Regions from separate parts of the Homo sapiens genome. Here region 2 is linked to region 1. Evidence: chromatin contacts called from ENCODE Hi-C or POLR2A ChIA-PET data. All regions are on one chromosome and are shown on one strand. The core of a region is the stretch at or near the end of the contact, and the rest is flanking DNA. Distances in the headings are between cores, read along the strand shown.

Evidence for each region. Hi-C counts contacts between places; a loop is a spot of excess contacts on that map. ChIA-PET counts read pairs that join two places held with the same protein, here RNA polymerase II (POLR2A). Pooled maps may share reads with other maps.
Region 2: POLR2A ChIA-PET joins it to region 1 with 11 read pairs in PC-3. The contact joins the enhancer-like site here to the promoter of KXD1 in region 1. A Hi-C loop is called at or near these places in 6 of 50 pooled maps. POLR2A ChIA-PET finds 5 or more read pairs at or near these places in 2 of 52 experiments (PC-3 and activated CD4-positive, alpha-beta T cell).

What each region holds. Positions count from the first base shown.
Region 1 is chr19:18,553,740-18,559,119 of GRCh38, reverse strand. It overlaps KXD1 (KxDL motif containing 1), which reads right to left and starts at 1,250. Exons shown (of 5, transcript NM_024069.4): 1 at 1,206-1,250. RefSeq lists a silencer at 992-1,151 and enhancers at 642-1,431, 1,432-2,223.
Region 2 is chr19:19,374,891-19,380,263 of GRCh38, reverse strand. The region is part of intron 1 of LOC124904656 (a long non-coding RNA gene); the gene reads left to right. Among named protein-coding and RNA genes, the nearest start is that of GATAD2A, 28 kb to the left of the region's middle. RefSeq lists an enhancer at 1,257-1,902. Within about 2 kb of position 2,308, at least 13 of the 41 ENCODE cell types and tissues checked have a DNase peak (open chromatin) inside an H3K27ac peak, as active enhancers do.

The sequences.
Region 1 (5,380 bases), core at 1-2,500:
GCTACTCAGGAGGCTGAGGCAGGAGAATCGCTTGAACCCGGGAGGCAGAGGTTGCAATGAGCCAAAATCAAGCCACTGCATTCTAGTGTGGGCTACAGAGGGAGACTTCATCTCAACTGAAAAAAAAAAAAAAAAAAAAAAAAAGACACCTGGAGAGGGAGGCCCATAGCTAGTACCAGTGAGACACAGTACTGGGACCTTCTGGGATACACTCCTCCTTCAAAACAGGACTCTTTTCTGTCTCTGGCTCCCAGATGTGAGGGCTGAGGGGTTCCTGGCACCTCCCTCCCGTCCCCCCGCAACTTCCTCTCCCAAGAAGCCTTCCCTGATTACTGCTAGTCTGGCCCACATACACAGTGAAATTGACCCAGCAAGAGCTCTGATCCCAACTCCAAATGTAGATTTATTGAAGAAACGCAGAGAGGTAGGCTGTTTGACCATGGGAGAGCCACTTCACCCTTCTGAATCAGTTTTTTCAACCATAAAATGAAAATAAGGTAGAATGAAGATCTCACAGTGCTGTCTGTGGCAACTGAAACCAAAGGTGATAACGACTGGAGCTCAGGACAGGCTGTTTCTCCAAGAGGAGTGTGAAGAAGTCCCGGGAATCAACATTTTGAGAGCATCCCAGGGGCCTCTAAGAATATATTACGGGCAAACACTTGTAGAGCACTTCATTTCATCCTCAATCACCGTTACGAGGCAGACACAATCATCTCCGAGTGAAACTGAGGCTCACAGGGGCGGGCTCCGTTGCCGAAACTCACAGGGAGAGGCAGAGAAGCACCACGGTTCTATATCCAGGTTATTTAACAGAATTTAACTCAGCCATCCAAGCTCTGAAAAACCCCAAGTGGGGAGGGGCTCAAATATCCCCTCACGCCCCGTCCCCTACAATACAGGGAAACTGAGGCACAAACCGGGCAACGCCCAGCTCCAGGTTACACGACACACCCAGAACACAGGAGGCCCCAATTCCTATGCCCCTGATCCGGATCCAGATCCAGCCCGTAGCGCCGCCTGCGTATCCATTGAGCAGACGGGGAAACTGAGGCCTGTGCGCAGCAGGAATGACCAGATGTGGCCAGTGGCGCACCCCACCCCACCGCAGCCCGGGGGCCGCGCCCGACCCGGACCGGTTCCCCGCGGCCCTGGAGTCCCCAGCCCCACCCCAAACTCGGCCCCGGCGTCGGTAGCGGCGGCACCTGCACATCTGGCGGCCTTGCTCGCGCTTCCGGGATGGCGCCCGCGCCGGCGAAACGTCACCACGCACCGATCCTGCGAGCGCGCGTGGCGGGGACGTACCCTGGAGCCGCTTGCGTGCGTTAAGTCACGACAGGAAAGGGCGGGGCTTAGACGGAGCTTCAGCTCGTGGGTGCATCACAATGAATAGCCAATCAAACAATTCATCTCGCGCCTGCGTATTTCCAGAAGCCCAGGCTTGAAAGCGGCCCGGAAGAAGGAAGGCTGAGAGAAGTGTCCCATTTTGTAGATAGTGTGACTGAGGTCCCAGAGTGGTAACCCTCCCCAAGGTCGTAAATGCTACAGTGGTCAGAGGCCAAACCACACTCAGGTGTCCTGCTTTCCAAGCAGGGAATTAGACTCATCTGTGTTCAGACATCCCTGCTCCACTTTTGCTGATTTTTTTGGTCCAAGTTTCCTTTTTTTTTTTTTTTTTTTTTTTTTGAGACAGAGTTTCGCTCTTGTTGCCCAGGCTGGAGTACAATGGCGTGATCTCGGCTCACCGCAACCTCCGCTTCCCAGGTTCAAGCGATTCATCTGCCTCAGCCTTCCGGAGTAGCTGGAATTACAGGCATGTGCCACCATGCCCGGCAAGTTTTGTGTTTTTAGTAGAGACAGGGTTTCTCCATGTTGGTCAGGCGGGTCCCGATCTCCCGACCTCAGGTGATCTGCCCGCCTCGGCCTCCCAAAGTGCTGGGATTACAGGCATGAGCCACCGCGCCCAGCCCTGGTTTCCATTTACACTTCCACGTTGTTTTGGAGTAATGCGCTGGGGAATTTTTTCAAAAGGGTTTACAGGCTGGGCGCGGTGGCTCACATCCTGTCATTGTAATCCGAGCACTTTGGGAGGCCGAGGCGGGCGGATCACGAGATCAGGAGTTCGAGACCAGCCTGACCAACATGGTGAAACCTTGTCTCTACTAAAAATAAAAAAAATTAGTCGGGAGTGGTGGCGGGAGCCTGTAATCCCAGCTACTCAGGAGGCTGAGGCAGGAGAATCGCTTGAACCCAGGAGGCAGAGGCTGCAGTAAGCCAAGATCGCACCACTGCACTCCAGCTTGGGCGATAGAGCAAGACCACGTCTCAAAAAAAAAAAAGAAGGTCAAGCTAAAAAATGAAGAAAATGTATTTTAAGTTCATGTTAGTTTGTGTATACGAGTACCAAGTTTTTGTAATAAAATGCCTCACAGCTACAATTGGAAAAAAAAAAAAAAACGGGCCTGTGGCCCGAGCCTGTGGTCCCAGTTTCTCAAGAGGCTGAGGTAGGAGTATCGTTTGAGGCCAGGAGGCAGAAGTTGCAGTGAACGAAGACCCCACTCCAGCCTGGGCAACAGAGTGAGACCCAGTCTCAAAAAACAAACAGGCCCGGCGCAGTGGCTCACGCCTGTAACCCCAGCACTTTGGGATGCCAGGCGTGTGGATCACCTGAGGTCGGGAGTTTGAGACCAGACTGGCCAACATGGTGAAACCCCGTCTCTACTAAAAATCCAAAAAAAAAAAAAAAAAATTAGCCTGGCGTGGTGGCAGGTGCTATAATCATAGCTACTCAGGAGGATGAGGCATGAGAATCTCTTGAACCTGGGAGGCGGAGATTGCAGTGAGCCGAGATTGTGCCACTGCACTCCAGCCTGGGTGACAGAATGAGACTTTGTCTCAAAAAGCAACAACAACAACAACAACAAAAATCGCTATAAACTGATGTGGATTAATAAATCCACATCATTATAATTATAATTATTTCCTTTCCTGCCCCTTTAAATTAGCTCCTGGCTGGGTGCAGTGGCTCACGCCTGTAATCCCAGCACTTTGGGAGGCCGAGGCGGGCGGATCATGAGGTCAGGAGATTGAGACCATCCTGGCTAACATGGTGAAACCCTATCTCTACTAAAAATACAAAAAATTAGCCAGGCGTGGTGGCAGGTGCCTGTGGTCCTAGCTACTCGGGAGGCTGAGGCAGGAGAATGGTGCAAACCCGGGAGGCGAAGCTTGCAGTGAGCAGAGATCGAGCCACTGCACTCCAGCCTGGGCGACAGAGCAAGACTCCGTCTCAATAAATAAATAAATAAATAATAAATAAGCTCCTGTGTCCTTTTAATATGTCGCCACCATTCTCTGAGCATTATTTATCTTGGGCTCCACAACATGATCCAATGCTGTGTAAAATCCCTGGAATCAGCCATTTCTCCAAGGAACCTGGTTCCTTTGCTTCAAGAGTAGGATTTAGAAACCAAGATCAGTCGGGGCTCAGTGATTCACGCCTGTAATCCCAGCACTGTGGGAAGCTGAGGTGGGCAGATCAGGAAGTCAGGAGTTCGAGACCACCTGGGCCAACATGATGAAACCCCCCCATCTCTATTAAAAACACAAAAAAATTAGCCAGGCATGGTGGTGGGCACCTGTAATCCCAGTTACTCGAGACACTGGAGAATCACTTGGAACTGGGAGGCAGAGGTTGCAGTGAGCTGAGATCACCCACTGCACTCCAGCCTGGGCAACAAGAGCGAAACTCTGTCTCAAAACAAAAAAGAAAGAGGCCGGGTGTAGTGGCTCACTCCTGTAATCCCAGCACTTTGGGAGGCTGAGGTGGGCAGATCACCTGAGGTCGGGAGTTCGAGACCAGCCTGACCAACATGGAGTAACCCTGTCTTTACTAAAAATACAAAATTAGCCAGGCATGGTGGCACATCCCTGTAATCCTAGCTACTTGGGAGGCTGAGGCAGGAGAATCGTTTGAACCTGGGAGACAGAGGTTGCAGTGATCCGAGATCACACCACTGCACTCCAGCCTGGGCAACAAGAGCGAAACTCCATCTCAAAAAAAAAAAAAAAAAAGAAAGAAGGAAAGAAAGGAAGGGAGGGAGGGAGGGAAAGAAGGGAAAGAAAGAAAGAAATTAGCCGGGTGCTGTGGCTCATGCCTGTAATCCCGGCATTCTGGGAGGCCGAGGCGGGCAGATTACCTGAGGTAAGGAGTTTGAGACCAGCCTGGCCAGCATGGTGAAACCCCGTCCCTACTAAAACACACACACACACACACACACACACCACACACACACAATTAGCTGGGCATTGTGGTGCACACCTGTAGTCCTAGCTACTCGGGAGCCTGAGGCAGGAGAATTGCTTGAACCCAGGAGACAGAGGTTGCAGTGAGCCAAGAACACGCCACTGCACTCCAGCCTGGGCAACAGAGCAAGACTCCATCTCAAAAAAAAAAAAAAAAAAAAAAGGCCGGGCACGGTGGCTCATGCCTGTAATCCTAACACTTTGGGAAGCCAAGGCAGGCAGATTGCCTGAGCTCAGGAGTTCGTGACCAGCCTGGGCAACACAGTGAAACCCTGTCTCTACTAAAACACAAAAAGTTAGCCGGGTGTGGCAGCGTGTGCCTGTAATCCCAGTTACTAGGGAGGCTGAGGCAGGAGAATGGCTTGAACCAGGGAGGCAGAGGTTGCAATGAGCTGAGATTGCGCCACTGCACTCCGGCCTGCGGGACAGAGTGAGACTCTGTCTTCAAAAAAAAAAAATTAAACTAAGATCTGGGTGCTGTGTGTGCTCATTGCTGCTGGGGTGTCACTGCTTCTAGAGGTACCCGTCAGCAGGCACAGCTAAACAATAAGCCAGGCGTGGTGGCACAAACCTGTAATCTCAGCTACTCAGAAGGATGAGGTGGGAGGATCACTTAAACCCAGGAGTTTGAGGCTGCAGTGAGCTGTGATCAAGCCACTGCACTCCAGCCTGGGTGACAGAGACCCATTCTCCAAATAAATACAAATCATGAAGCTGGGTGCAGTGGTTCATGCCTGTAATCCTAGCACTTTGGGAGGCCGAGGCGGGCAGATCAGTTGAACTCAGGAGTTTGAGACCAGCCTGGGCAACATGGCAAAAGTCTGTCTCTACAAAAAATACAAACATGGCCAGGTGCACTCCTGTAATCCTAGCATTTTGGGAGGCTGAGGGGGGCAGATCACCTGGGGTCAGGAGTTTGAGACCAGCCTGGCCAACATGACGAAACCCTGTCTCTACTAAAAACACAAAAATTAGCTGGGCGAGGTGGCGCATGCCTGTTATCCCAACTACTTGGAAGGCTGAGGCAAGAGAATCGCTTGAACCCAGGTGGCTGAGGTTGCGGTGAGCCGAGATC
Region 2 (5,373 bases), core at 1,059-3,558, 820 kb before region 1:
CTCACGCCTGTAATCTCAGAACTTTGGGAGCCCGAGGCAGGCGGATCATGAGGTTAGGAGATTGAGACCGTCCTGGTTAACATGGTGAAACCCCATCTCTACTAAAAATACAAAAAATTAGCCAGGCGTCCTGGCACATGCCTGTAGTCCCAGCTACTCCGGAGGCTGAGGCAGGAGAATCGCTTGAACCTGGGAGGCAGAGGTTGCAGTGAGCCAAGATCGCACCCCTGCACTCCAGCCTGGGCAACAGAGAGAGACTCCGTATCAAAAACAAACAAACAAACAAACAAAAAAACAAACAAGTGGGATGTGGATGAGTTACAGTTGCCCTCTGTGCTGCTCAGTTTCTCATGTATGAAGTGAAGAGGCTGGACAATGAGCTGCTCTTTGATCCTGGTTCAATTCAACAACTATAAAGTAAAGTCATGTGCAGAGCACTGAGGGATTACTTAAATGAATAAGGTTAAATTCCTGCTCTCAGAAAGAATCCCAGAGACTGGAATGAAACTGAAATTTTCTGTGTTCTACTGTGTACCAGGCACTGTGGACACTTTGAGCTCACAATTCTCAGTGCAATCCTTAGAGACTGATGTTCTGATTTGTTTTTTTTTTTTTTTTTTTGGAAACAGAATATCATTCTGTTGCCCAGGCTGGAGTGCAGTGTCATGTCTCAGCTCACTGCATTCTCTGTCTCCCAGGTTCAGGCGATTCTCGTGCCTCAGCCTCTCAAGCAGCTGGGACTACAGGCACATGCCACCACACCCGGCTAATTATTATTATTATTTTTTTTTTTGAGACGGAGTTTCGCTCTTGTTGCCCAGGCTGGAGTACAATGTCGCAATCTCAGCTCACTGCAACCTCTGCCTCCCAGGTTCAAGCGATTCTTCTGCCTCAGCCTCCCGAGTAGCTGTGATTACAGACACTCGCCACCACACCCAGATAATTTTTTGTACTTTTAGTAGAGATGAGGTTTCATCATGTTGGCCAGGCTGGTCTTGAACTCCTGACCTCATGATCTGCCTGCCTCAGCCTCCCAAAGTGCTGGGATTACAGGTGTGAGCCACCACGCCCGACCTTTTTGTTTTTTTGAGTCGCAGTCTCTCACTATCACCCAGGCTGGAGTGCAATCATGTGCTCTCGGCTCACTGCAGCCTCTGCTTCCCAGGTTAAAACGATTCTCTTGCCTCAGCCTCCTTAGTAGCTGGGATTACAGGCATGAACCTAATTTTTGTATTTTTAGTAGAGACGGGGTTTCCCAATGTTGGCCAAGCTAGTCTTGAACTCGTGACCTCGTGATCCGCCTGCCTTGGCCTTCCAAAGTGCTGGGATTACAGGCGTGAGCCACTGCACTCATATTAACATATTAAGTTTTAGGTTCTTAATATGGTTCCGCTTTGCACAAGGACTCAACAGGGCTTAGACCTCGCCTCCCTTCATGTCACCATTCCTGCACATGGGCCCAATTTTAGATTCAGACAATACAAGTTTAGGATTCAGCTGTAAGTGGCCGGGTGCAGGGCCTCATGCCTGTAATCCCAGCACTTTGAGAGGCCGAGGCAGATGGATCACCTGAGGTCAGGAGCTCAAGACCAGCCTGGCCAACATGATGAAACCCCATCTCCACTAAAAATACAAAAATTAGCCAGGCATCTGCCGGGCGCGGTGGCTCATGCCTATAATCCTAGCACTTTGGGAGGCCGAGGCGGGCGGATCACAAGGTCAGGAGATCGAGACCATCCTGGCTAACATAGTGAAACCCCGTCTTTACTAAAACTACAAAAAATTAGCCGGGCGTGGTGTCGGGCGCCTGTAGTCCCAGCTACTCAGGAGGCTGAGGCAGGAGAATGGGGTGAACCCAGGAGGCGGAGCTTGCAGTGAGCCGAGATGGCGCCACTGCACTCCAGCTTGGGCGACAGACCCAGACTCCGTCTCAAAACAAACAAAAAATTAGCTGGGCGTGGTGGCAGGCACCTGTAATCCCAGCTACTCAGGAGATTGAGGCAGGAGAATCACTAGAACCCGGGAGAAGGAGGTTGCAGTGAGCCGAGATCGCACCATTGCACTCCAGCCTGGGCGACAAGAGCAAAACTCCTTCTCAAAAACAAACCAAACAGACCAAACAACCTACAAGAACAACAACAACAAAAAAAAAAAAGAAAGAAAGAAGAAAGAGATACCACGTGACAGAATCGCCAAGGATGTGCCTTCTTTTCCTTGGTGGTAGCCGTGATTGCATCTCTGCACCAAGGCGTTTCCCTTCCTGGCTCTGGGAAATCATGTGGGCAAACTGGCTAAGTGACATTCACATCCAAATAGGGAAATGGGAACGGAGCCAGGCCACTCCACAAGAGACAAGGGAGGCGGAGCCTCAGTGGTAGCTAGAAAAGTGAGGGTTCCCTGGTGCTAGCCTGTGAGACCTCCTGTTGATGCTGTACCCTTGGACAAAGGAAGCAGTGCCCACTGGCAATGAGGAATGATGGCTAATTAATACCAGTGGGAAGGGTAATAAGCAGAAGAGCTAAAGCACTCTGGTGTCAATGACAGTGGCGGTTCAGGTGCACAAAGCAAGGTGCCCTCCATCATTACCCCCTAAGATTATTGGACTGCATAATTCATTTGGGGCTGGGTGCAGCTACTCACACCTGTAATCCTAGCACTTTAAAATTGCTTGAGCCTGGGAGTTCGAGACCAGCCTGGGCAACATGGTGAGACTTTGTCTCCACAAAAAATAAAAAATTTAGCTGGGCGTGGTGGTGCATGTCTGTAGTCTCAGCTATTCAGGAGGCTGAGGCAGGGAGATCACGTGAGTCCAGGAATTTGAGGCTGCAGTGAGCTATGATAGTGCCACTACACTCCAGCCTGGCCAGAGTGAGACCCTGTCCCCCCATACCCCAAAAAAGAAAACATATTTATTTGGATTTGCCAAGCACTTTCAGGTTCACATATGTTAACTGTTAATCCATTACAACCTGCATCCTTTGGGAAGCCCATCAGAATTGGTCTTGGTTCTTCCAGGGAAAATGTGTTGAAAAAGTCAGTGTCTAGGCAGGATGCGGTGGCTTACGCCTGTAACCCCAGCACTTTGAGAGGCTGAGGCCGGCAGATCATTAGGTCAAGAGATTGAGACCATCCTGGCCAACATAGTGAAAACTGTCTCTACTAAAAATACAAAAATTGGCCGGGCACGGTGGCTCATGCTTGTAATCCCAGCACTTTGGGAGGCTGAGGTGGGCCTATCACCTGAGGTCGGGAGTTCAAGATCAGCCTGACCAACATGGAGAAACCCTGTCTCTATTAAAAAAATATATATAAAATTAGCCGGGCATGGTGGCACTTGCCTATAATCCCAGCTACACGGGAGGCTGAGGCAGGAGAATCGCTTGAACCCGGGAGGCAGAGGTTGCAATGAGCGGAGATCACGCCATTGCACTCCTAGCCTGGGCAACAAGAGCAAAACGCAAAACTTCGTCTCAAAAAAAAAAAAAAGTAGCTGGTCTTGGCGCGTGCCTGTAGTCCCAGCTACTTGGGAGGCTGAGGCAGGAGAATCACTTGAAACCAGGAGGCAGAGGTTGCCGTGAGCCGAGATCGCACCACTGCACTGCAGCCTGGCAACAGAGCAAAACTCCGCCTCAGGAAAAAAAAAAAAAAAAAAAAAAAAAAAAATATATATATATATATATATATATATATATATATATCTAATGTTACAGATTCTGGTTTATTGGCTAATTACTATACATTTTTTCAGTTTAAAAAAATAATCTTGGGTCGGGAGCGGTGGCTCACGCCTGTAATCCCAGCACTGTGGGAGGCTGAGGCGGGCGGATCATGAGGTCAGGAGATCGAGACCATCCTGACTAACACGGTGAAACCCCATCTCTACTAAAAATACAAAAAAAGAGTTAGCAGAGCGTGGTGGCGGGGGCCTGTAGTCCCAGCTACTCCAGAGGCTGAGGCAGGAGAATGGTGCGAACCGGAGAGGCGGAGCTTGCAGTGAGCTGAGATTGCGCCACTGCACTCCAGCCTGGGCTACAGAGCAAGACTCTGTCTCAAAAAAAAAAAAAGAAAAGAAAAAAAATCTTATTTTATATACGTCTCTCAGTATAATTTTTTTCATGACATTTCAGCGTGTTGATGATATGTTTATGTGTGCCTCATTTCGGTGCCTTAAAGTACTTTGAGACCAATATTTTGATAACAGTTAAAGAACTGTTAAGAATGAGATACTCTCTGGGAGCAGTGGCTCACGCCTGTAATCCCTCCACTTTGGGAGGCCGAAGCAGGCGCATCACCTGAGGTCAGGATTTCTAGACCAGCCTGCCAACATGGCGAAACCCTGTCTCTACTAAAAATACAAAAATTACGGGCGCCTGTAGTCCCAGCTACTTGGGAGGCTGAGGCAGGAGAATGGCGTGAACCTGGCAAGGTGGAACTTGCAGTGAGCCAAGATTGAGCCACTGCATCCAGCCTGGGAGACAGCGAGACTCCGTCTCAGTAAATAAATAAATAAATAAATAAATAAATAAATAAATAAAACAAAAATTAGCCAGGAGCGGTGGCAGGCGCCTGTAATCCCAGCTACTCAGGAGGCTGAGGCAGGAGAATCACTTGAACCTGGGAGGCAGAGGTTGCAGTGAGCCAAGAGTGTGCCATTACACTCCAGCCTGGGCGATAGAGTGAGACTCTGTCTCAAAAACAAGAAAAAAAAAAGAAAAAGTCATTGTCTATTTCCAGAGAGAAACAGACACAGCCAAACCAACAGGTTGGCCTAAATACTCCTGCTGCTTCACCAGAGAAAGTCAGGTAGCACCTGAATTATACAGAGGTGGGGAGCAGAGTATAGCTTTATTAGTGTTGGTTGGCTAGAAAATCTGGAATTAAGTCCAGATGGAGCTCAGGAACTCTTTCAGCCAGGCCTTTTTAGATCTCTAGGTCAAAAACCTAACAGCAAATCTTCTTGTAATTAAGTGGGATTAGACCCTTTTCTGAGGCAAAAGGTATTAGGTAGACACTAGACGCCTGAAGTATAGAAGACTTCTAAGTCAAAACAGTGACTTCCCTAACCAGGAAGGAATGCATTTCTGAACTGGAGGGAGTTCATTTTGGGCACTTGTGGCCACTTTGCATACAGAAGGGAGGAGCCCAACCCAGTGTTAGATGGGAAAAAGATGCCTTATGCTACTCAGGGAAAAGAATTCACCTTGAGATTCTGTAGGATCTGAGCTCTTTTGCATCCCAGACACACAGTTACATCTGAGTGTAACTGAGCCTAAAATACAGGTCAGGGCTTTCATCCACATGCATTTCAAGCCTTTCTCTTGGCTTCTTTTCCCCTCTTTTTGCCTTTTCTTCCTTTCTTTCTGATTTTAGAGA